3 separate regions of the Mus musculus genome follow, and all the other regions are linked to region 3. The links are chromatin loops, found by intact Hi-C in ENCODE. Cell type or tissue: heart. All regions are shown on one strand.

What was found. A loop is a pair of places that touch in the nucleus more often than their neighbours do. Peaks named below come from ENCODE experiments on the same cell type or tissue, not always from the same donor. Only the 100,000 strongest peaks of a DNase experiment are listed, where the experiment ranks them.
Region 1: it touches region 3 in a loop (5-fold over the local background); 2 of 42 quality-filtered maps call a loop at or near these places.
Region 2: a loop joins it to region 3, with 2.6 times the contacts of the local background. A loop is called at or near these places in 4 of 42 quality-filtered maps.

What each region holds. Positions count from the first base shown.
Region 1 is chr11:73,003,267-73,011,266 of GRCm38, reverse strand. P2rx1 (purinergic receptor P2X, ligand-gated ion channel, 1) reads right to left here. Exons shown (of 12, transcript NM_008771.3): 2 at 3,018-3,165; 3 at 2,729-2,800; 4 at 2,270-2,339; 5 at 1,985-2,081; 6 at 1,601-1,681; 7 at 1,196-1,337. Among named protein-coding and RNA genes, the nearest start is that of P2rx1, 8.1 kb to the right of the region's middle. In heart, CTCF peaks have their summits at 3,366 (motif pointing left) and 4,704 (motif pointing left); DNase peaks (open chromatin) are centred at 3,380 and 4,706; H3K27me3 peaks cover 2,872 bases.
Region 2 is chr11:73,220,989-73,228,988 of GRCm38, reverse strand. It overlaps Shpk (sedoheptulokinase), which reads right to left. Exons shown (of 7, transcript NM_029031.3): 7 at 4,483-6,208. The coding sequence ends at 5,796. It also overlaps the pseudogene Gm16021. Among named protein-coding and RNA genes, the nearest start is that of Trpv1, 9.2 kb to the left of the region's middle. In heart, a CTCF peak has its summit at 4,804 (motif pointing right); a DNase peak (open chromatin) is centred at 4,752.
Region 3 is chr11:73,278,228-73,286,227 of GRCm38, reverse strand. It overlaps Trpv3 (transient receptor potential cation channel, subfamily V, member 3), which reads right to left. Exons shown (of 18, transcript NM_145099.3): 5 at 7,158-7,312; 6 at 6,290-6,466; 7 at 4,414-4,554; 8 at 2,355-2,635; 9 at 190-366. Among named protein-coding and RNA genes, the nearest start is that of Trpv3, 15 kb to the right of the region's middle. In heart, a CTCF peak has its summit at 4,533; DNase peaks (open chromatin) are centred at 1,637, 2,577 and 4,437; H3K4me3 peaks cover 854 bases; H3K27ac peaks cover 384 bases.

The DNA of each region.
Region 1 (8,000 bases), 270 kb after region 3:
GATTAGAGAAGTGGGCAGGGAGCTGAGCCACTCAGTGGGGAGGTGGGAACAGAGATCCAGACCTCTCAGTGGGTGAGGGCAGGCGTGGGTTCTAGAAACAGGCAGATTGTAAAAGCATGACAGCCCTATAGGATCAGGCAAACTGATGCTTGAACATCCACAGTTAACCACTGTCTGGCTGCTTCCACCTCCATGTGGGTCGTGAAAGCAAACATCTGCAGGCCTCTGCCATACACAAGTGTCCTAAGTGGGGTGTGTTGGTGATCTCACAGGAAATAAAAAAAGAAAAAAAGGACTGGTTACCATTCCCACATAGGCAGCTACAGAAGCAGGCACAAGAAGGATCCAGCAAGAACAGGGTATAGGATTGTCCCAGCAGGGCAGAGCTGCAATGCTAACTAGCAGGTGCATGCTCACTTGATCCTCATGGCTCCCACATTGGGAGGAATGGTGCTATTAGTGTCTTTAGTGACAGTTCTCAGACATGCTGAACTTAAGAGACCCATCTGAGGGCACACTCTGGCTGGAAGGCAGAGTGGGATTTGAACCCAGGCTGCATCTTTGAGAGCCTTACAAAGGGATTGTGATCTCGGAACCCAGGGATCATCTCTGGAATCCCCAAGTTCCATCCCACCATGAAGAAACAAACAAACAAACAAACAAACAACAACAAAATATCCCAGTGATTTAGGCCGTAGTACAGCTCAGTGTTAGGATACACCACTGAGCATTGTGAGGCCCATCCTCAGCAGAAAAGATGATTAAAAGATAAACTTGGTGTGGTGACACACACCTGTACTCTGCACTGAGTAGGCGAGAAGCAGGAGGATTAGGAGTTAAAGGCCAACCTAGGCTACGGTGGAGACCCTGACCCAAAGCAACAAAAAGGAATGAAGAAAGGATGGAAAAAAGGAAGGAAGGAAAGAAGGAAGGAAGGAAGGAAAAAGGGGAAAAAGGAAGGAAGGAGGAAGGAATCATGGAACATCCAAGTGATGCTGTCTGCCCACATCTCTTCATTCTTAGCACCTCCTCCTCCATGGCAGGTTCAGACCAGGAGGACCAGCAAAGGACCCTCAGGAGATCTGAACTAGGGGACAGTTGGCCTGTGCCGGGGAGAGGCAGAATGGGGCTGGCAGCCTGTATTGTGACCACCACCTGTCCTCTCCTTGCTGGCACCGCCCCATCCCATCCATACCTTCTCAGCAAGGCTTCGGAAGTCCTGGCCCGACTCTCGCACCACATAGCCAAGGCTGAAGACTGGGCACAGCGGGTGTAGAATCTTGTGGTAGAGGCATTTCTTCATGTAGGTACCATTCACCTCCTCCACCAGGTTGCGCCTGTGTGGCGGGCATGGGTAGCAGCCATGTGCCAGTTAGCTGAGAGGGGGCTCACTTCACTTGGCACTAAGATCCCTCAAGAACTCTTTAGAGTATCTCTCCTCCAGAGAAGTCTGCTCTCCAGGAGGCAGGCCAGCAAGCTGCCTCCAGGATGCAAGCAGTGAAGCAGCCAAGCAGCCGGGAGGGAGGGAGGGAGACAGCGCGCTGAGAGCGGCTGCAGCTGTGTCAAGCCACCTGCATCTCTGCCCTCCTTTCCCACAAACCTGTTGACCTTGAAGCGTGGAAAGCTGATGCTGTTTTTGATGAAGAGGGTGAAGTTCTCAGCCTCATGAAGAAGAGCAGGGCTGGGGGAGACAGCACTCAATCAATGCCCTTCCCCAAGAGTGTTTGTATGCCCTGAACAGCTATGCAGGGAGAGGGAGCAGGGAGCAGGGAGCGCAGGGTTCCTCCTGCAGAGGACATGTGGTGGGGCTGGAGTGGCCATGCTACAGATGGGACAGGGGCTTACAGGCTCCTAGACCAGGAAGACTCTTGGGCCACATGGATAGGCTGAGGGGTGGGATCAGAAGCATAAGGAACTCATTCTTGCCAGGTCTGTGGGCCTGAGCCCTGTCTCTAGCTCCCTTGAAGGAGAAGACATCAGTTACCTTGGGATCTTGTCATCCACCTCTACAGGACACCAGCCAAAGATCTCACACGTCTTCACAGTGCCATTGAAGGGCACACAGTTGCCTGTGCGAATACCTGTAGGGAGCCAGGAACCCCTGAGTTCCCACCCCGTTCTGGGCTTCCATCTCAGGGTAGGTGACAGGCAGGATGAGAGTGGCATAGACTCTCTCAGTGGAGAGCAGCTGGGTGGGGGGTGGGGTACAGAGAGAGAGGCAGACACAAGCAAGGTGGCTGTGGAGGTGACAGGAAGGGGCTGCTCTTACCTTGGGCTTTCCTTTCTGCTTTTCCTGGAGTGCAGCCACTGTCATCTTGGCATATGCCACCTTCTGGGTTCTGGGGGATGGGAGAGCTGCTGGCCCCAGACCCTGTGGTGTGGTCCTAAGGAGGACCCTCTCCTACCCCCAGGACCACAGTGTAGACATGGAGCAAAATCTCATATCCCATAGGAGACCCCTGCTCACAGCCTCCTTCTCCCACATTTGTCCTACATCTCTGCCCAGCTCACAAGTCCCAGTGTCCACTGGCAGGGAAGTGGAGGTTGGGATAGAGAAGCCCAGTGCCCCGCAACAGCACCATCAGTGTCTGAGGGTTATTTTATATGACTCTCTGTCAAACATTACATCATAACCACAATCAGAAAACTCATCCCACATTACCACCAAGGACCAAAGGGATTCCATTAAGTTATCTCCCCTGTGGGTCCAGAAGGGTGGGGTCCTCACCTCTGCACAATGTCCTTGAGCCTGCTGAGGGGTCATGATGAAATTGGTCATAACTACAAAGGAGCTGTCCCCCTGGAAGTGAAGGGCAGAGGGGTGATAGAGAGAATTGGTAAGACACTACCCCCGAAGGGCGCTGGAGCCCACCTAACACCCAGCAGACACCGCATCCCATGGTATCATGGTGGAGTCGCACAGTAAGGCAGACTGAGGCCCAGAGAGCAGGAAGCTGGACTGGTCCCTCAAAGAGCCTTAAGCCAGGGCTTATGGGAGGAAGGATGGTGCCGCTTACATGTGCTGGGAAGACATAGTCAGCCACGTCCCAGACCTGGGGTCCCAGGCCCTGGAGCTGGGTCACAGCCAAGCCCTTGAGTTTCACTGACACACTGCTGATAAGGCCACTTGAGGTCTGGTATCCTTTTTCATAGACAAACACCCACCTGTTGAGTGGGAACACCAGGGGAAACAAGGGAGTTAGGGTCTGTGCACTGTTAGACAAAACATCCAACGACGCAAGTGGCTGGGAAGGTTTCTGTCTTTTCTTGCATCCTCTTGTCCACCTCAGATACTTTCTGAATTTCTTTGGTTCGCAAGTAGTTTCCCAGGCTGGAGCCAAGACAGCCTTGCCTGCTGCCCCCTGCTGGCCCGTGCCTAAGTTCCCACTACTCCATCTCCACCAAGGAGGAGACCAAACCATGCAGCTACTGACTGACTGTCCCTCCTAATCCTTCTCCAAGAGTTGTTTGCCAGGGCTAGCTGGCCAGCTCTTGATCCCAGTCCTCCTTCTCAACACTCTTTCTTTCCACACAACCTCCAAGCAAAGTATGAGGACTGCCCGGGCTTTGCCTCCTGGCGCTGCTCCTCAGTGCAGTGAAGTTTGGAGTAGCTTCTACATCTTCCTCATTTATAAAACTGGAATAACACTAGTACTAGTCTGTTACGTGAATTAATGCAGAGAAGTTGCTTAGGATGCTAGCTGGCACTAGCAAAGGCTGTGGGTTGTCATTACTATTTAGAAAGGGAAGGAGAGAACAGTGTGTGTGTGTGTGTGTGTGTGTGTGTGTGTGTGTGGTAAAGCCAGGGAGTGGGGCTAGAGACCATAACCCCCACCTTGCAGAATCAAGCCCCGTTCCCCAAATTGTTGTATGAGTGTTTCACATTTACTCAAGGAGGTTCAGTGGGACTGACCTTGCGCTCAGGGATGGCACATAGCCAAGGCTTGCCAATCAATGTCCCACCCTCTGGCGGAAATAATGAGTCTGCCATTAGAGGAGTGTCAGTAGCAAAGCCAGATCTCTCTCTCTCTCTCTCTCTCTCTCTCTCTCTCTCTCTCTCTCTCTCTCTCTCTCTCTCTCTCTCCCTGAAATTTACTAGGAAAAATTTACAATGATTTACTTCCTCTGTATGGATGGCTAATCAGGGTACCTGGGAGACCCACACTACCCGCAGCCATTTTCTCCACCTCCAAACACGAACCTGAGGATGGAACCAGAAGACGGAGAGGACCAGACTCCTAACCATGTTGCTGGAGCCCTTGGGGGAAAACCCAGTTTCTGGACTATCCTACAACATGAGCCAATGAAGTCTCTTCCATTGTCTGAACTAGCTTCGGTTTCCTTTCTGTTGATTACACTGGGAATTTTGTATCTCACTTCTATCTGAGGATGACCTCTTCCTTTAGAAGAGACTGTGTAGCTTTAGGGTGTGTTGCCTGCTGGAACCTGTACCCATAGCCCTCTGCAGGAAGAGACTGTAGCAGTGTAGATTGTATACTCTGCTCCCTCCACACATTACCTTATCTAGACAAAGAGCTCAGAGCCATCGACTCTGGGAACAGGATTCTCCAAGCCCTAGTCCCAGAATCACTGTCACGTCTCTGTCCTGGGCTCCAGGGAAGCAGTTGGACCTCTCTCTGTCTTGCTACTTTAATCCTCTCCTGTCTAGAGGCCTAAGTGTGGTCACTGCTGCCCTCTGCAGGCCCTAAATAGCAACAGGTGAATCCCAACAAAGGTTTAGGTACTGATGAGTCTGCCTGCCAGGCTGCCCTGCTGGGAGCAACCTCTCAGGAAGAAAGGTTCCTCTCTCCCAAGGTCCCTTTCTGCAGTCAGGCCTCTGCTCTGCACCCCAGCTTAAAGAGGCTGCTGTGGAGGAAGGGGTTGCTACACATTCTAAAGCCCTCCTAGAGAAGCCACTAATTTCCCCTTCATATCTCCATCCTCAGAAGCCCAGTTTCTCTCTTTGCCCAGTACCAACACATTAAACAATGGGTGGAGAATCTGAAGTTTGAGGATGCCCCATTCCCGAAAGTCCAAGGTCAGACAGGAGCAGACACAGGCTGGAGGCCCTCAGCCAGGGCTGCATAGCACTGGTGTGCGTGTGTCTTCCAGGGGGCTCCTTCCTTTCTTACCCCAGCTATGGGTTAGGACCAATTACATAGTTTCTGGGCTGTGTCTGCCTGCTGGTCTCAGGGGTCAAAAGGAAATGTCAAATCTGGCATTTGTGACCTCAGTTCTGATAATAATAGCTTTGGCATGCCAGCAACAGGCCTGTCATTCCAAAGCTATGTCTTTTAAAAAGAGTTTATATTTAACTCCTGTGTGTGTGTGTGTGTGTGTGTGTGTGTGTGTGTGTGTACACTTAACTGTAGATAAACCATGAAGACTAAGACAAGGCATTGACCCCTGTGAAGTCAGAATTACAGGTGAGTGTAAGCTGCCGCTGGGAACTAAACTCAGATCCTCTGCAGGAGCAGTACACACTCTTAACAACTGAGCCATCTCCTCCAAAGCCATGCCTTGGCCTGGCCTTATGGCTACCACTCTGAAAAGGCCATCAAAGAGGTCTGAGGTCAAAGAAAGACACTGCTGTCTTCAGAAGCCCCCCCCCCCTCCAGCAATGACCCTTGCCAATCTCTCCAGCTCTCCTGGGGATCCCTTCTCAAAAGGTCCTTGGGAAGAAGACACACAGTGAAGTGGCCCATGTATTAGACACGCCAGATGTACGACTTCAGGCTAGAGGCTAAACCTCTCTGAGCCCCCAACCTTCTCAGTAAAATAGAGGCTGCCCTGCCTCGAAGGAAATCCCACTTGGCAAATCCTTAACAAGACTGTATGCTCACGCCGGGCCCACAAAGATGAAAACATCTTGGTAATTGCCTGGGGAGGGTTCTATGAGTTCTCTTCAAGTAAATTAGCAAAGTAGCTGGTGTGCCATAGACACATGAAAATGAAACTCTCTCATCAGATTCTCCCTGTTCCCGGGGCCTCCATTCTCAGCCCAGGGCAGAGCTCTGAGTGAACAGCTGAGGGTACACTTGCCTCAAGAACTACCCCCACTTCTGTGCTCTTTCTGCCCTGCAACTCAGCCCCACACATCTAGCTAGTCATTCAACAAACATGTAGGTACCAAGCCCATCTTCTGGGCCAAGCACTGTTCTTGACACTAAAACCACAGAAGTGAGCAAAACCCAAGAACCTGCCCTCAAGAAGTCTATACAGACGCCTGTGTCCATCTCTGGGTGCTTTGTGCTGGTGTCCTCAGCTTGACTGCATCTGGAATCACCAAGCAGACTCACCTCAGGGCCTGCACACAGAGGATTAACCGAGAGGGCAAGTTAACTCAGAGTGAGCAATACCTTCCAACAGGCCCAGAGGTAAAGAAGTCAGAGAAAAAGCAGTGTGGCCTGTCTGCCTTCACTTCCTCCTAGAGTGTGTGCTATTGCTGCAACTGACATCCTCTGCTGACATCGGGCCCTACCTTCTTTGGTCTTCCAATGTGAGCCGAGAATTAGTGACTCTTTAGGAATCTTCCAGGCCTCCGGTACCATATTGGGACTCCTGAGATATCCAGCTTCATGGACTGATCTGCTACCAGGCTTTCTGCCCCCTCCAGCATGCAGAGAGCTGTAGTTAAACTACCTGGCCCCTATCTATTGTGTAAGTCCATCTAGTGACTCCTCTTCTATGCCACACATACATTCTGTCAGTGTTGTTCCTATAGAGGACCTTTCCCAGTGCAGATCTGAATACTGAGGAATGGGGCCATTGCTTAGATACGGCTGACCATGTACAGCTTAGGCCTTTGAAACTGGTCTGTGGAAGGAGCTGTGGGCTACAGAAGCCCTTGGATGCTGTAATCAGAGCTTAATAGGCCATTCTGGTGAGAATATAGAGGATAAGAATGCTAAGAGAAATACAGCCCGTGGGGACCAAGATCATGAGGTCTCACAGGGAAATACAAGCTCATTTGGGAACTAGGCCATCTGGGTCATTTCTGTTATACGCTGGCAAAGAACCTAACTTCATTCTGTCTCTGTCCTGAGAACTTGGAGGAGGCTTAATGTAAAAGCAATAAGCTAATTTTTTTTTTTGAAGAGGAAGTTGACTTTGTTGTTTGGACCATTTGAAACAAAGTTTCAAACATCCCTGCTTGGCCTTAAACTCTCTGTGTAGCTGAAGATGACCTTGAACTCCTGCCTCTACCTGCACACAGGGATGCAAATCCACCTACGTTTATGTGTCCTGGGGATGGACTCCAGGGCTTCGTGGTGCATGCTATGCAGATACTATCTCAGCTGAGCTACATCCCCAGTGAGGAAGGTTTAACTTAGCTGGGGATGCCCACCCTGAATGTGAGCAGCACCATGCTGTGAGCCGAATACGAAGGGGAAAGCAAGCCGGCATTCTCATTGCTTCCTGACTGAGGGCCGGGGAGACTGGCCATCCCAGTTCCTGCCACCACAGTCAGAGCTACCGCCACCATGCCTTCACCATCATGATAGACTGGATCCTCAAACCATGAGTCAAACCCCTTCTGCCTTCGGCTGCTCCTGTCAGGTGCTTTGTCTCAGCTACCAAAGAGGCAATCAATATACCTGGGACCCACATCCACCTTCCACACCAGACATCTCATAGGCATCTCTGATGCAATGGGACTGTTTGGAAAACAGCTCTCTGGAGTTCCTCAAATTTTTAAATATGGGATTTCACTTGACCTGTATACCTTACAGAAAAAAATAAATCCACTAAAGTACTAGTCTACAAATACTCAGGGCAGCATTGCTTATGGGAGTCAAAAAGTATAAACAGCCTAAAACGTCCAACCACAGATACTCTAATAAATAAGATGTGGCGAATCAACACAGGGAATATTATTTAGCCATAAAAAGCATTGGGTTATTGGTTTATGTCACAACCAACACAGCAGGAAAAAGAAGCCAGATACAAAAAGGCACATGGCATGTGGTTCTATTTATAGGAAATACCCAGAATAGGCA
Region 2 (8,000 bases), 57 kb after region 3:
CCAAGGCAGACCAGAGGAATTAATGTTCTCAGAACCACAGCTGCTGACTGCCAAGCTGCGTCCGGCCATTAGCCTGAGGTTGTGACTAATTGCTCTATAATGAAAAAAAAAAAAAGATTTGCTTAATGTTTCATGAGTCAAGAGTCAGCCCAGCAAACATCTCTGTAATGACACCATCTTGCTGCCTAAGACTTGCCCTGATGTGTTTCTTACCTTCTGATTTGTCTTAGGTTGAAATGGATCTTGCATTTTAATCTATGCTTAATGTACTATGGATTATTTATTCCTAAAACATTTTTTATTAAGCCTCTTTCAATCACTAGTACCTTATAAATTAAGAAGTATGGTGAGTTGCAAATGTTTTTATTTTATGGTAGATATTTTATTAGGGCATCTTCCTATGTCATTAAACAAAGACTTTGTGTGAAATGACTGTAAGATAGTCCATCATCTGGCTCTATAATGGACACAGCTAGACAATGTCTGCCCCTTAGCATTAGAAACAAGAAAAAAAAAAAAAAAACGAAACAACTTGACCTGGACAAAAGTCATGGCTGAGGCAAAAGTCAAGTGCTTTGAGACTCTCACATTGATAAAAGAAGGTGAGCAGAAGGCCTCTGCTTTGAGGCCCTCACATTGATACAAGAAGGTGAGCAGAAGGCCTCTGCCCACTGGGACACCACAGTGGATAAGAATCATACAAGACCCACACACATCAGACAGGGCCTATAGCAACCACTGACTGGAAAACAGTGTCCCTGCTGCTGCTGCAGGGAATCCCCAGGCAGATGTGCCACCAGGACTGTGCAGTAGGCACCTGATGCAGAGCCATAGACAGAGGCAGGAGTCTGCTTTCCAAATATCAGCACTGGGCAAATCAGGGTGAAAGAGGACAGAACAGAGAGCACGTGGACCTGCCTTCGGGGGTTTCTGTTCTGCTTGGGAGGAAAAAAATGAAAACATGAATGCTACATGATCCGTATGTAACTGCATTCTCAGGCTGAGTGGTGCTGTCCGGGAAGCATGGGCTGAAGTTCACACCTCTGTCTGCCCAACTCTCTCCAGGTCATTTTATAGCCTCTCCCAAGGCTGCTGCCTTCTGTAGAAGCTACCCTCCCATCCAGTGCCCATACCATCCAAACCATCAACCATACACCTCCAACCCAAGAAGCCCCAGCCCTCTAAACTCCACTAACTTCAGGAGAATGCACCCTTCAGTGACAGTTTGGCCAACATGTCTCACGGGAACTCCGGGAGGCATCATTTCATTTCCCCTCTGACCAAATTATTCCAGATCAGGTGTCACACGCTGGATGTATCAACACCTGAATGTGAATACATGCACTTGCCCTTACCCCTTTCCCTAGAGTTCTAAGAGAGTGGGCTCTGTCTTCACAGCCCACCTTCATCCCCTTGAATCTCTGCCTCCTCATACAGACCCAGGGTCCCCCTAATTCTTCCTTGCCATCCCCAGCCAATTCTCTTAGCCCACCTTCATTCCTTTGTGGTATCCCACCAGCCTACAGAACCAGTCTACCAGGGACCCCAGAGCCCCTGCACTCCATCAGTGCCTCACCCAGCCCTCCTCAGAGAAGCTTCTTGCAATAGATGGGAATTAACACAGAGACCCACGATGGACAATGTGCAGAGTGAGAGGCCTTGGAGCACTAAGCCCTAAGTGGAATGTCTTCATCAAACCTCTCCCCTCAAGGCCCGAGATCTATGGGGAAGAGGAGGCAGAAAGATTGTAAGAACCAGAGGCAGTGGAAGACTCTGAGGAAACAGTGTATGGACTTGCAAAGAGTGTGACAGCTTGCACAAGACCTGAGCAAATTTAAGCCATACAAAATCCTGGAACGAGAAGCATGGCTGGACACAAAATCCCTATCAGAAAGTTATTTGCAATTAATATCTGCTAGGAGAAGGGAAATCACTTTTCTCCAAGGGAGTGACACTGGGTATATCAACCACACTCCAAGGGAGACCTTATCCTCAGGAGTTGCTGACCAACACAAAACAGACTCCATAGTGTGTGTGTGTCTGTGTGTATGTGTGCATGTATTGTGCTGTATTGTGGTGTTGTTTTATGGGTTTTTTTTTTTGTCTTTGGGGAATTTTGTTTTGTTGATATTTGGTTTTTTTCTGTTTTAGAGATAAAAAGTGGGAAAGAGAACATGAAGTGTTGGTTAGGGAGGTGGGGAGGATCTGGGAGAAGTTGGGGGAGTGGAAAGAATATGATGAAACAATAGTAAATAAAATTTAAAAATAATAAGAAATGTAGCGAAAAGAAATATGGTCAAAGTGAATAAGTTAGAGAGACAAGAGAGTGAGCTCTGGCACTGGGACCATTCGTCGTGTGCTTCAAGTGAAGTTACTTAGCTTTCTAGTGTGTCTGTTTCTCCACCTATAAAATGGGACAACACTCACCTCCTGGGTTAAAAAAAATTAAACGGGTTCAAATAAGCAGGACTTAGATCAGTTCTCACTGCACAGCAGGTACCGAAAATATAAAATATTACTGAAGCTCTTAAGACTTGTCTGGATGTCACTTTCATGGAGTATACAAGACTCACCCTTCTGGGAATGGAGATTACTGTCACCCAGGCTTATTTTATCTCCTGGTGATAAGAATTCATCAACACACCACCAGGCCTTGCCTTCCTCTTTCCGCCATCTTGGCGCCTGTGGAAGCCTGCTGGGAACAGTACTTCTAGAAGCAAGTATGTCTGGAAGGCTGTGGTGCAAGGCCATTTTTGCTGGCTACAAGCAAGGTATCGGGAACCAAAGAGAGCACATGGCTCTTCTTAAAATTGAAGGCGTTGATGCCCGAGATGAAACAGAGTTCTACTTAGGCAAGAGATGTGCTTATGTGTATAAAGCAAAAAGCAATACAGTGACTCCTGGAGGCAAACCAAACAAAACCAGAGCAATCTGGGGAAAAAGTAACTCGGGTCCACGCAAACAGTGGTATGGTTCATGCCAAATTCTGAAGCAACCTTCCTGCAAAGGCCACTGGACACAGAATCCGTGTGATGCTGTTTCCATCCCAGATTTAAACTAATGGAGAGTAAATAAATAAAAGTAGATCTGTGCTCTTGTTTTTTTTTAAAAAAAAATCATTAACACATCAATGTGATGGGCTTCCCAGAACCCCTGTTGTTTTTTGGAGGTAACGCTAGTGTGGTCCGCATTGGGAACAGTGGAAACGTTGAAGACTCCACGGCTATTGAAGCTGCATGGCCAGGATGATTTCAGATCGACAGTGATAATAAAATATCCCCAAACTCAAAGCTCCAGACAGAAAAGACTCTCACAATTGTGTTCTTCCCTGACTGGTAAAGTCTCGGTGCCATTGCACTCAGACAAGGACCCAGGAAGACAAAATATATGCCGTCTGGAGTACGACCAATCAATCACGTGGGCAAAGGGAAGAAGAGTGTGGCAAAGATGTCTGCTCAAAACAGACACACTTCTGTTTACAGTTCCCCAGCCAAAGCAAATCAGACAAGAAAAAAAAATGTAAGTGCTCCTAAGACTAGAGCACTGATGCCCAGCCTGATGCTAACAGCAGCCTAACTCATCATCGGAGGAATAAGCTGGCTTCTGACACACTCTGGCACTTTGCAGCAATGAGAGCTGAAGCAGCAAGCGGGGTGTAACTTCAAACTACAGAAAAGAGGCCCTGATCTACGTGTTCAACCCTACCTCCACTGCGTGCAAGGGAGGCAGCAGGCAAGACATTTAGTTAGCAAGCTTGGACTCCAAGGCTCAGCACCCAGGGTACAGCAGATATGTGGCCTGAAAAGACTACAGACTTCTTGTGCCACGCTGGCCCCATGGCCTAAAGAAGACCCATCCAGATCTTTACCTTTTATCATCATTATTACCATCATCATCATCTTACATTTACTTATTTATTTGGGGCAGGAAATGCATGTGCCAGTGCACAGGTGTGGAGGTCAGAGGACAATGTGGATCCTAGAGATAGGACTCAAGCCATTGGACTTGGCAGCAAGTCTGTTTACCCACTGAGCCATCTCAGCAACTCAAGATCTTGATCTTTATTTACACACTATCCATAGCTCTCTCAACAGGCAAGGCCGGCTGCACCTTAGAGAGCCAAGAGGTTCTAGAACACTGCTCCTTCAGCTGGCAAGGTAACCAAGACGCCCTCAGCCTTTCCTCCTCTCTCATAAGCCTTCCCCAAGGGCTGCAACGTGACTGTCCCAACTCATCTGCCCAAGGGAACCCAGGCCAGTCTGTCCATCCATCTGCCTGTTTTGAAACAGGGTCTATGCAGCTCTGGCTCTCCTGGAGCTCACCATGCAGACCTGGAACACCCTGATTCAGCTGTTTGTGCCTCCCAAGTGCTGGGATTAAAAGCATGTGCCACCATGTTGACCCATGAGGGTTCCTGCAAGCCACATCAGTCATGCAGGATTCCCCCAAACAGAGAAGTGTGTGTTCATCAAAGGGATAAAATTCTGGAAAAATGAAATTTATTCAGTTAGCTGAGCCAGCAGTGGGAGGTAAATCCATCAAAGGGGTTACCACAATAGTATACCTTATGAAATAACTCTTACAAAGAGATGACATGGTTTCTCCCCAAAGTCACAGGTGCCCCTGAGCCGTGGGGTCCTTTGGGAGCCTATGAGTAGACAGTGATGGTGACCCTCTTCTTGAAGGCACTGTAACATGGGAAGACTGGTGATTCTCTGACCCTCCATGCATGCCTATCTGAACAGGACATTCCTACTGGGCCAGAACCACCAGAGGGCAGCAAGATCTTCACCCTGGAGAAAGGGGTGGGGCCTGTGGGATAAAGGTTCTCTCATGAAACTGGCCACCCCTTGTGGCAGGGGTTAGAGAGACATGTGGCCATACGCAGTCATAGAAAAGGGCTGGTGCCTTGCTGCCATCTTGAAAACAGTCTGTCAGTCAGTGTTCCTCACAGTGCTCTGTGGTCCCTTTAGCTGTTCTTACCAGGTGACTTTTCTTCTCCTGGATGTGCCTTTAAGCCAGCTGTGCTGAGAAGACTCGGGGTAGCCACGGTGCAGCACTGTCCCAGAAGCACATGGCAAGGCAAGCCCAGAGACCTCAGCTTTCTCCTCCAAGGTGTGGTGCTTCATATCCTTTGGTCTCTCTCTGGCTGGAGACCATGCTATAGCTGTTCTCTTCAACTGACAGGGCTATCAAGCTGACAGGTGAGATAAGATTCCCAGAATCGCAAAGAGCTTGATGAACTAAGGAAGGCTCCTTCTCTTCCCCGAGACTGGGAGAGGGGCCTCCCTCCACCTGCTACAACCTGGTGGGGAGGATTTTTCCAGCAATGCACTTAACTTAAAGCTGAACCAATCCAAGTGCTGGGCATAAGCAGGTCTTCTCTGCTTTGCTGGAGCCATGGCTACATAAGTCATCTTTCTTTTTTCCCTGTCTACGAATGAATCACAGCCGAGCCCAGTGACCGGGAAACTGTTTGTTTCTCCCTTCCTCTCCCTCTTCCCATTTTCCTCCCTCCCATTCTCTCCATCTCCCACATCTGCATTTTCAGTCAGCTCTCAGAAGATCCTATTCTTGGAAGGCACTAGTTTGGGGTCTGGTTAGAGATTCCTGGCTGTATGATTATCATATGCCCTGAAGGTAAGATCTTCATCAGTCTAGATCATACCTCAAGATCAAGTATAAATTACAGTCCACCCACAGAGCCGTCCCAGAAAAGGACAACCCAGAGATCATGCTGACATTGTCAATTAGGTAAGATTCCCAGCATTCCTTTAGCCAAGGAGCTTGATGAACTAAGGCTCCTTCTGGCTAAGGTCTCTCTGGAGCATGACCAGAGCTGCCCCAAAGGCTGCATCTACATCCTGCCCAAAGCACACTGGGAAAGGAAACGCCCTCTGGACCTCCTGCTTCAGCACCTCGTTCCTGGACAGTGCACTCCCACTCCCCACCACCCGGGCCACACCCCACTCTTTGAGCTGTTGGAAAGGAAGCATGGAGTGCAGGTTCTGAACGATGCCTCTGCAGAGGGCCCGGGTCACATGGCCCAGGGAGAGGTCAGAGGAGGAGATTCTAGTCACAGAGGCCAGCTGGTCTGGCAGGTGCCTCTCCCCCAGCACTGTTGGGGTGATGGTGAGATGGGTGTCTTTCTGCTGTGCAGCCGCCTGGATCATGCGTGAATACACAGTGGATTCTTCAACCTCCAGACCTGTCAGAAACGGGAGATCTGTGTGAGAACATGCAGCCCCTGGTGGCAGGCAGAGACTGTTTTAGAATCCCCAGGGCAAAGGGACAGCTCCATCTACTGCTGCTGTGGCTTTATACTGTGGCTGGAAGCATCATGGATCGGAGATTCACAGTCTGGCTGGCTAGACTCTGCTCTAGATCACAGTCATTTGTCTCTCTGTGGCCACAGCTAGACTTCTGGGAGATCATTCATCCATATCGTTGTGAGTTCTAACCCTAAGCTGAGCATCATAGTTATAGCACAGACGAGGGATCCTAGAGGGCAAATGCAAACATCCATTAACAACAAGCATCATCGGAACTGCTATTTGAGTCATCAATGGAATCTCTACAATCCATAGACCCCACACTAAGCCATCCTTACCATACAAATGTAGCCTAAGCCCTTCTCGTTGTATGCATGAAATACCTGGGGCCCAGGAAGAAGTAGTATGTTTGCTATCTTCAGCTGATAGATGTCAAACCAGTCTCAGTAAGATTTTAATCCCCATTCTAGTTATCTCTGCATTCTAAAAAATAAAATTACCTGGGTGCAGTGTAATTCCAGCACTCAGAAAGCTGAGGCAGAAGGATCACAAGTTAGAAGCTGACCTGGTCTATACAGTGAGACCTTCATCTCAAAAAGAAATTAAAGGTAAGATAATAACAAAAGGGTTTGTTTTGCTTTGCTTCAGTATACTTTCTAATTAGATTCACTTCGGGAGCTGGGAAATGGCTTGGTGTTAAAGCACACCTAACATGGTTAGAGCCCTGGGTTCAATATCAAACATCATAAAAAGAAAGTATGAGCCAGGCAGTGGTGGCACACGCCTTTAATCCCAGCACTTGGGAGGCAGAGACAGGCAGATTTCTGAGTTCGAGGCCAGCCTGGTCTACAGAGTGAGTTCCAGGACAGCCATGGCTATACAGAGAAACCCTGTCTCGGAAAGAAAGAGAGAGAGAGAGAGAGAGAGAGAGAGAGAGAGAGAGAGAGAGAGAGAGAGAGAGAGAGAGAGAGAGAGAGAGAGAGAATATGATTCTAATCTCTAACTTTCAATTAGCTGAGGGAGAGCAAATCCAACTTTGACGAAGGAAAAATGTTATCCATACTAGGGGTCCTTTACTAAGTGTAGGTCATCAAAGTAGCCTGAGATGCTCTGAAGGAACTGTGGGACCCAGTCCTAGGCCCGCTGATGGAACCAGTCTAGGCTACAGATTCTGAGATGCGGCCAGGTTGGAGAACCACCAGCCTAAGGCTGTAGATGCTCCCAATGTTTGACTATAAAATATGAGTGAAGCTCCTGATTCAGAGAATCTGGAGCAGACCCTGATATTCTGTATGTATGAAAACCTCCCAACAGGAGAGCGTTGCTGTCCCAACTAGAGCATTGCAGATTCGAAGCCATCAGAATCACCTGAAGGGCATCTGTACAATGCCATGCTTAGCCCCACCCTGCCCCCAGGCTAGGTCATCATTTCTGAGCATGGAGAGATCAATACCGAGTCTTGGAGGGGCCTTGTATGTATGTATAAACATGTGTGTTGTACGTACTTATTCAAATGTGTACATACATGTGAGCAGGGTGCACATGTTCGTATGTGCACGTAGAGACCAAAAGTTGACATCAGGTGTCTTCCTTGATCACCCTGCACATTATTTTTTGAGATATGGTCTCTGACTAAAACTGGAGCTTACCCATCTTTTGCTAGGCTGACTGGTCAATGAGCTCTGTGCATAGCCCCATGTGCCCCAGCTTTCCCAGGTCCAGCTTTTC
Region 3 (8,000 bases):
ATTCACTGTTAGCCAGAAACAAAAGAGCTAGCCTGTATCTGGACCCTGCCCTCTATGCCAGACACCATCACTAAGACAAATCACCAATACGGGACTTAGGGGACTAGCACCGCTGTTTCCACGGTCCTCAAGCTCTAGCCTGGGGTCCAGCCCTCACTCTGTTCCTGCCAGCCTGCCTGGGAGACCCACATCAATGTTGGTGTTGTAGACGATGATTTCCAGCACAGAGTTATCCGTCGTTGTGTCTACATTGGTGAGGTCATAGAGTGAGGATGACACAGGCCCATACGCCCAGTCCGTGAACTTCCTGGACAAGCTCCGGAGAGGCTTCTCCTTGATCTCGCGGCTGAGGATGTACTTCAGGATCTGGGGATAAGAAGAGAGGTAACAGGGCTTGGAGACAACAGGCCTGGACCCCACCAGAAGCAGGTCAACCCAGAATATGTTCCCACCCCAAAGGGTTATGGGTGCCACCTCTGCCTGCAGCCGTGACCCTGGGTTCCAGCTATATCTGTAAAAATGGGGGTGAAGTTCACAGTTCTTGCCTTCTCACAGATATGAGAGCCCTTTAGCATGCTGCAGAGAGCCAAACCATCAGCTAGTGGGCCCCAAAACCAGCTGAGATCCAGTTCAGTAATGGATCCAAGAATTGACCATTTTTAGAAGTGATTTCCATGAGGCCTGGACTTGAAGCTCTCTGTTTCTCTGCTCCTCCATTCCACCCTCAGTCTAGACTTTACAGCCAGGCTGGTCACTCTGGCTGAACAAGCTGTGACATCAGGCACCAGCCTTTGCAAAGAGAACCATGAAGCCCACTCTTGTAAGTCAGTGGACCTCAAACTCTGCTGTATGTTAGGGTCCCTGGGGAAGGTTTCAAAATACACAACCAACTACTAAATCTCCAGATGCAGGGAAAAACGTGGGAAGTGTTTCATGAAGCTCTCTGTAAGAGTCCCCTGTACAGGAGAGCCACTGCCCTCTATCTTTCCACTTCCTGAAAGCTAACTCATCAATCACCCGAGACTGGGATACAGCATCCAGGAGCATGGACCCAAAACCCAACAGGAGAGATCTGTTGGGAGGACAGCATCAGTGTGTGACTCTCACACAGCCCCACTGTGTCTCCCACCACAGTCCAGGCTTACAGATCCTGCATCCCAGTGAGTAAGAGCCCCAAGGGCAGACCTGTTGCTTGGTCATGGCTGAGTTCTCTACTCCCAGTATGGCAGCCACCTTGGGTGACATCCAGGAAAGTTTTCTACAAGACACTGAATAAAGGAGAGGACTCAGGAACCTCCCTGGGTGGGTACCTTCCTTAGACCAACCTTGACGAGAGTACTTTTCCCTAGGGCATAAGGGGTCCCAGGGCCATGCCTCCTGTAAAGCGAATCTTGCCTGGGCTGGGATGGCAAGGAGGAGAGAATGACATGCAGGAAAAGGCTCATGGAAGAAACTAGACCCACAAATACCCTCTGACTTTTCTCAGAACCCCTACAAGCTATGACCCTGGGTGGCAGGAGAGGGGGGTCAGACATACAATTCTCCCTTTGTTAAAGCTGTTCTTCATCCCTCTCCACCCCCACCCTCTACAAGGGAATAAAAAGGTCCCTTGTGGGCTCCAGGCCTGGCCTGACCTCAGGGCAGCTGACTAGGAGAGGTACAAGGATACACAGCTGGAATTGCTCAATAGATGCTAACTATCCAGTGTTCTTCCACAGTCTCCCAGAAGCCACACTCCCCTCCCAAGATCCATTTCCTGAGAAGAAATCTTATATCAGCCAGACCACAGCTCCAGCCACAGAGAAACACATCAGCCTGTCCCAGCCTAGGTCTTCCCAAGGTGCTCAGATCAGCCTGGAGTTCTTTGACCACATCACACAGGCAAAGGGGCCCATATAGCCACACTGTGCTGGAGAAGAAGCCTGACCAACAGACTAAGATCCTCCTATTTGCCAGGGAGAAGCCCATTGGCTGTGGACCCAGAGTAGCCATTCTGGAACCACTGCCCCCTCCCCAGCCCTCCCCCCAAGAAGCAAGCCTGAAGGACAAACACACAGCCTGTGGTTGAGTGTCACCACTCAGGAATGCTCAACCACAAAGCACCTGAGATATTGCATCACCTTGGCCTCAGGGATTTCCCAGTCTGGCCCCACCTAGGAAGTCCCAGGAAGAGAGCATGAACTCAGGGGTGCAGGATTGATGTCTTGGGGTGGCCCACGTGCTGGATTTCACTGAGCCACCACTGCACTTCCAGACCTAAGCTGCAGCCTTCCCAGAGTTGAGGCTGGAGCCCTGTGGGCTCCTCAGAAGTGCACCACGTTTCCCCAGCCCCCACATCTGCTGCGGGGCCCCACCTCAGCCTTGCCCATCTTGGCAGCCAGCTGCAGTGGTGTGAGCCCATCGTTGTTGCGCATGGTCTCCAGCTCCCAGTTGCCACTCCTCAGCAGGATCATGTCATACATGCGCTTAACGAAGTCATTCTGAGTCTTGAAGTCCTCAGCCACTGTCACCAGCGCGTGCAGGATGTTGTTTCCCCGGGAATCCTGGGAAGTGATGTCTGTCTGCTCATTCTCCATCAGCAGCTGCACAATCTCAGGCTGGTTAGTACACGCTGCCAAAGCCAGGGGTGTCTCGCCTGGGGGGAGGGGAGTGACTGAGCTCAGTCCTCTCATAGGCCAAAAGCAATATCCTCCAGGCCGCAGTCCCAGAGGCCCAGATGCTGGCCATCACAGCGGCACTGACCCCTGAGGCTCCCTGACCACCTCCCCTTTGCTCAGTGAAGACTGAAGTGGGTTTACACCATAGCCACCTGTGCTCCCTGCTCCCCACTGACTTTCCAACACTCTGCTCAGCAGAGGAGCAGAACATCTCCTCTAGGTCCCCCACTTACCCAGCACCCTGCACAAAGCCCTCTCTCTCATCCTCTCACCCATGCTCACACCTCTCCTGTCACAATGGCCTCCTTACTCCAACAAGAGACATTCTCTAAGCTCTGGGCCTTTGCATACACTGCTATGCTTCCTGCAGCTGCTCCGCGCTGACCATTCCCAGTCTTCGCTCAGATCCCACCTTCTTGGTGACTCACTCTCAATGCCCTATTTAGATTTATAAACCCTTCCACCCACCCAGACAAAACTCTGGGTTCTTCTCCCTCTTTTTACTCCCACCTGTGCCCTCTCTTTATTCCACCCAGCAAATGTTTCCCAACTCTGGCTTTAATTAGGTCCTAGGCTGGGCAATGAGGACACATGACTGACCGAGCAAGAAGCTGTCCTCAAAGATTCCCAGACTCATCTGGTCCTGCTGACTAAAAACCCAAAGGTGGGGAAGATGGCTCAGTGGGTAAGACTGCTTGCTGTGCAAGCATGAGGAGCTGGGTTCAAATCCCCAGCACCCATGTAGAGAGCTGGGCATGGTTGGCACAGGTGCAGAGACAAAGTCTCTGGGGCTTACTGGCCACCCACCTAGTTCCACCACATTTTGACTCAAGGGAAAAGGATGAAAAGTAATGCAGGGAACACCAGTGTCCCCTCTGTCCTCTGTGCCCACATTCACATACACCTCACGTATAAACCGTACATACACAAGAGAGACAGAGAGACACAGAGCAGTGACAGTCAGGCCCAGTGGGGCTTCCAACCACCCATCCTGACTGGGATGGTGGTGGCATAAAAGTAACAAAACTGTACACTAAAATGGGTGGATTTCACTATACCTAAAGTACACATTTTTTTTTAACCCAAAGAATTTGTAAAGGCAATGTAAACATTGTCAGAAGAGGGGGAAAGATGTTTGTGCCAATTCTAACCTCCCACCAAAACATACACACATACATGTACATGAACACATACACACATACATGCACACGCGCACACACACACACACACACACAGAGAGAGAGAGAGAGAGAGAGAGAGAGAGAGAGAGAAATGAAACAGTAAATAAACCAGGTTTGAAGGAAGGACATTACAGAGTCTGTCCTTTTGTTTGACCACAAAGTTCTGGAGGTTCTGGAACCTCAGGCTTACACAGAAGCTCCCCCTGTAAGGACATCTTTCTAACACACACAACAAAACTGGGTTTGGATTGCTGCGCTGTCAGGGATTCTCCCCCTTCACTCTGCCAGTCTGTCCAGATGTCACACACACACACACACACACACACACACACACACACACACACACACGTCTTTATTCTCTCTGCAGGTGTGAGCCCTACTGCTACCAGGTAGTACTGTCAGGCAGGCTCCTCCACCTGACTCAGCACCAACCCAGTCGTAATGCACATGCGCGCACGGAGGAGACTCTGTGTTGTAGCACCCCTGTGTGGTAGGGCTGGTCGCAGCAGAGCACAGGACAGAAAGCCCCTCCTCCTCCTCTCTCCCCCATCTTCCGCTCCTGCGGCATCACCTACCAAAATAGAAGCCTTCATGCTGGTATTTGGGGTTGAAGAAGACCCCCTTGGCGTGAGCATTGACGTCAGCACCCGCTGCTATAAGCACTGCTGTGATGTCTCCCTGGCGCCGCTCGATGGCGATGTTCAGCGCTGTCTGCCCTGTAAATAGCCGGCATGGGTGCTCAAGGACCTAGGACAACCTAAAGCTGATCTTGGAGTCCCCTTGACTCCAGGTGGCAGTAGCTGACTGAAAATACTAAGGGTGTAGATACCATGTATGGGGATACCCTGTTGATACCAGTTGAATTCTGGGAAAGCAGGAATGAGCTGCACCCCGCAACAGAGAAAACCAGAGCAGGGGTACCCATGACCTGCTGCAAAAGCAACAGCAAGGGCTTGGTAAAGAGGCTAGGGAAGGCTGAAAAGGAGGATGTGTGGCCAGGACAGAAAAGCCTTACTACAGGGACAAATAAGGTTAGTACATTAACTCTATCAAAAATGTGTTCAACCTCTCCATGGGGGAAATCGACCATGAGCAACAAACTCCAAACTTGCCCTCAAAAGGATTTCACTAGGCAGGTCTATTGGCCCAGTTATTCAGCAGACAGGGGCAGGAAGATCAAGACTATCTGGGCTGTGAAGTGAGTTCAAGGCCAACCTGAATAACTTAGTGAGACTGTAGCTCAAATGTTTTTAAGAAGAGGTGGGGATATAGCTCCATGGTCCAAGCACTTCCCAGGACCGCCACCCCAAAATTGAAGGGATCTTGTGCCATAGGATCCTGAACTATAAACAAAAAGAAAGAAAAGCACAGAAGGGGTGGGGGGAGGCAGGACAAGTAAGCCTCAGACACTTGTCTGAACCTCCGCAGGACTGGTGTCTGCTCTCAAGTGACAGACTGAGAACAGGATGTGGCTCACTTTCACTCTTTTCGTTCAGCCATCAATCACAGCAATTCCTCCCCGGGGTTCCCGCCCCTCCTCCATAGTGCCATGACTTTCCCTTGTGAAAGTATGTAGAGTTCAAATAATAAATCAAGATTGCTTTACCCATGAGGAGGGTTAAAGACCCCTATCTGAGCCCCTCCCCCACCCAGAAAAGTTGAGGTGTTTACACCTCCTGGCATGTCAGCAAGACAGCTGATCATGAGCTAATCACTCCTAGTAACTGTGACAAGCTGTGTACTGACTCCAGAGACTCAGGGCATAGCCCGTTAACAGTTCATAGTGTGTTTCCTGGTCAGGGAAACAAGGTATTAAATTATATTCCCTGGCTCCACAAAACCAGACTGAAATGGGACCGCTTCTATCATTCATGACTGCAGGGCTGACTGCTGGCTTTGCTGGCCCCCTACCCAGCTCTCCAGCCTCATCTCCAGGCTTCTGCTTCCTTCTTTGTTCGCTTCTTTGCTTTGTGGTTCTTGAGAATCTAACAGTGTCTTGCACATGCTAGGGAAGCTCTCCTCAATTGAATAACACCCCCAGGCCGTGCCATCTTCCTAGTGTCAAATCCAACAAGCCCTGGCCCATCTTGGGGCTCTGACCCTGACCCTGCTCTGAATCCTTCCCATCAGGTAAGCTTTGGTCAAGCCCACCACTGTACAGTTGCTCACCCCAGTCACTTTCTGTCACATTACATCATCTTTACTTCTGTTCCTGGCACATTCCATATAAAGTCGTCTTTTTACAAGCATCAAGGTTTCCTGACTTGTTCACCCACGCTCAGCATTATTTACAGGGAAAAGAAAGGCTAAGATGGGTGCCTGCTACATATTTGACTTCTCCATAGCCAAAGTGCCTCTGTGAGGCAAGATGGGCTGTATCTGTAGCCACACCCACCTTGGGAAATCCCAACCTCTTCCCCTTGCCCTTAGGTTGCCTCTGCCTTCAGGTACCTTCATAGGCCTCTTCCGTGTACTCAGCGTTGATGAACCTGTCCAGGATGTCGTTCTCCTCAGCGAAGGCAAGCAGAATCCGCACGATCTCTTTGGTGTTGGGATTGATGTTGAGCAAAGCCTTCATCAGGCAGGTCTTCCCGGTGTCTGAGGCTGTCAGCTTGTGCATGAGGAAGTCTACAGACAGTCAAGGATAAAGGCGGGGGAGGAAGGACAGACGGAAGTCTGCAGACAGTCAAGGATAAAGGCGGGGCAGGAAGGACGGACGGAACAGTGGAAGCTGCAGCCTCACACCTTGGAAGCATGCCCGCTACCCTGCACTGGGGGCTCCCAACCCTGTGCTACCAGATCCTCTTTTTTTCCTCTCCCCAGTCCTCCTCCAGCTCCCTTCCTGGCTTGCTATTCAAGGCTCGCTACCATCTGGCAGAAAGACAATGTCACCTGAAGCCGAGCTGCCCATGTTGGTGCCCCATCATATCCCTCCTCGTGGTCTAAAAGTGCATCTCGGCACCTCCCCGTCAACCTTCTTCTCCCCTTGATCCCCCAACAGCTATGGACTCCCAAAGCCTTTAATTCCCGTCAATGCCCGAGGAACACCCCCCTCCCCCAGTCCCCAGGCCTGCTTCAGAGTCCCAACACTTTAGAACAACAACCCTCTCCAGATTTACTCCACACAGTAGCCAGACCACGCCCTCTTACTGCCTAAACCCATCCATGACTCCCCGTGGTCCTCTAAGTCAAGCACAAGATTGCTATCCCAATATCCAAGGTGCCTCATGCTCCAGCCCCACAAGAGATGGAGCAGGGTTCAAGCCAACCCAACCATGGTCCCTGGGGCCTGCACTTTATGCCAGGGTCGGGCACTGACCAGGCACATCCAGGCCGCGGCGCCTCCTGCAGAGGTCCTGCAGATCCTGTAGGAGTTCCCGCAGCTCCTCCACGCAGCCCTCGGACACAGCCGCGAAGATGCGCTTCTTCAGTCGCTTCTTCTTCTGCCTCTGTTCTTCCTTGGCCAGGTTTGCGCTAAGACCAGAAGGCATTGTGAATTCATCCTGCATTCGCCTCCCACTCCTACTCTCTTCCTCTCCACCACCAGAGCTACTAGTTTCCGGGCCACTGCTCCAACTCCTATGCCTCCTACATCTTTGCCGATGCCCATGTTTGTGTTCTGTGTTTGGTCAAGCTCCTCTTCCAATCCATATGTAATCACTTTGATCAGAATACACCTGCATACACATGGGGATGATCAAAAAGGATTTGTCTAGCCGGGCGTGGTGGCGCACGCCTTTAATCCCAGCACTTGGGAGGCAGAGGCAGGAGGATTTCTGAATTTGAGGCCAGCCTGGTCTACAAAGTGAGTTCCAGGACAGCCAGGGCTATATAGAGAAACCCTGTCTTGAAAAACAAAACAAAAAAAAAACAAAACAAAACAAAAAAAGGATGTATGTCTATTGTAGCCATTACTTTGAAATATGGAACTAAGGGAAGAGAATGTTCCCTTTCATCTCCATATCTGAACATTTCCATCTATGCCTCCTGCCCCCACACTCCATTATTACTATAATGCAGATGTGTCTCCTTTCACTTGTATGTGTTCTTGCAAAAATGTTCTGTGTAAATAAATTTTTTTTTGTAAATGGATTTTAAATGTACACAATTGTGTAGTTTATGCTGAAGTCCTTATTCTTTGTGTATTGTTTGAATGTTTTAT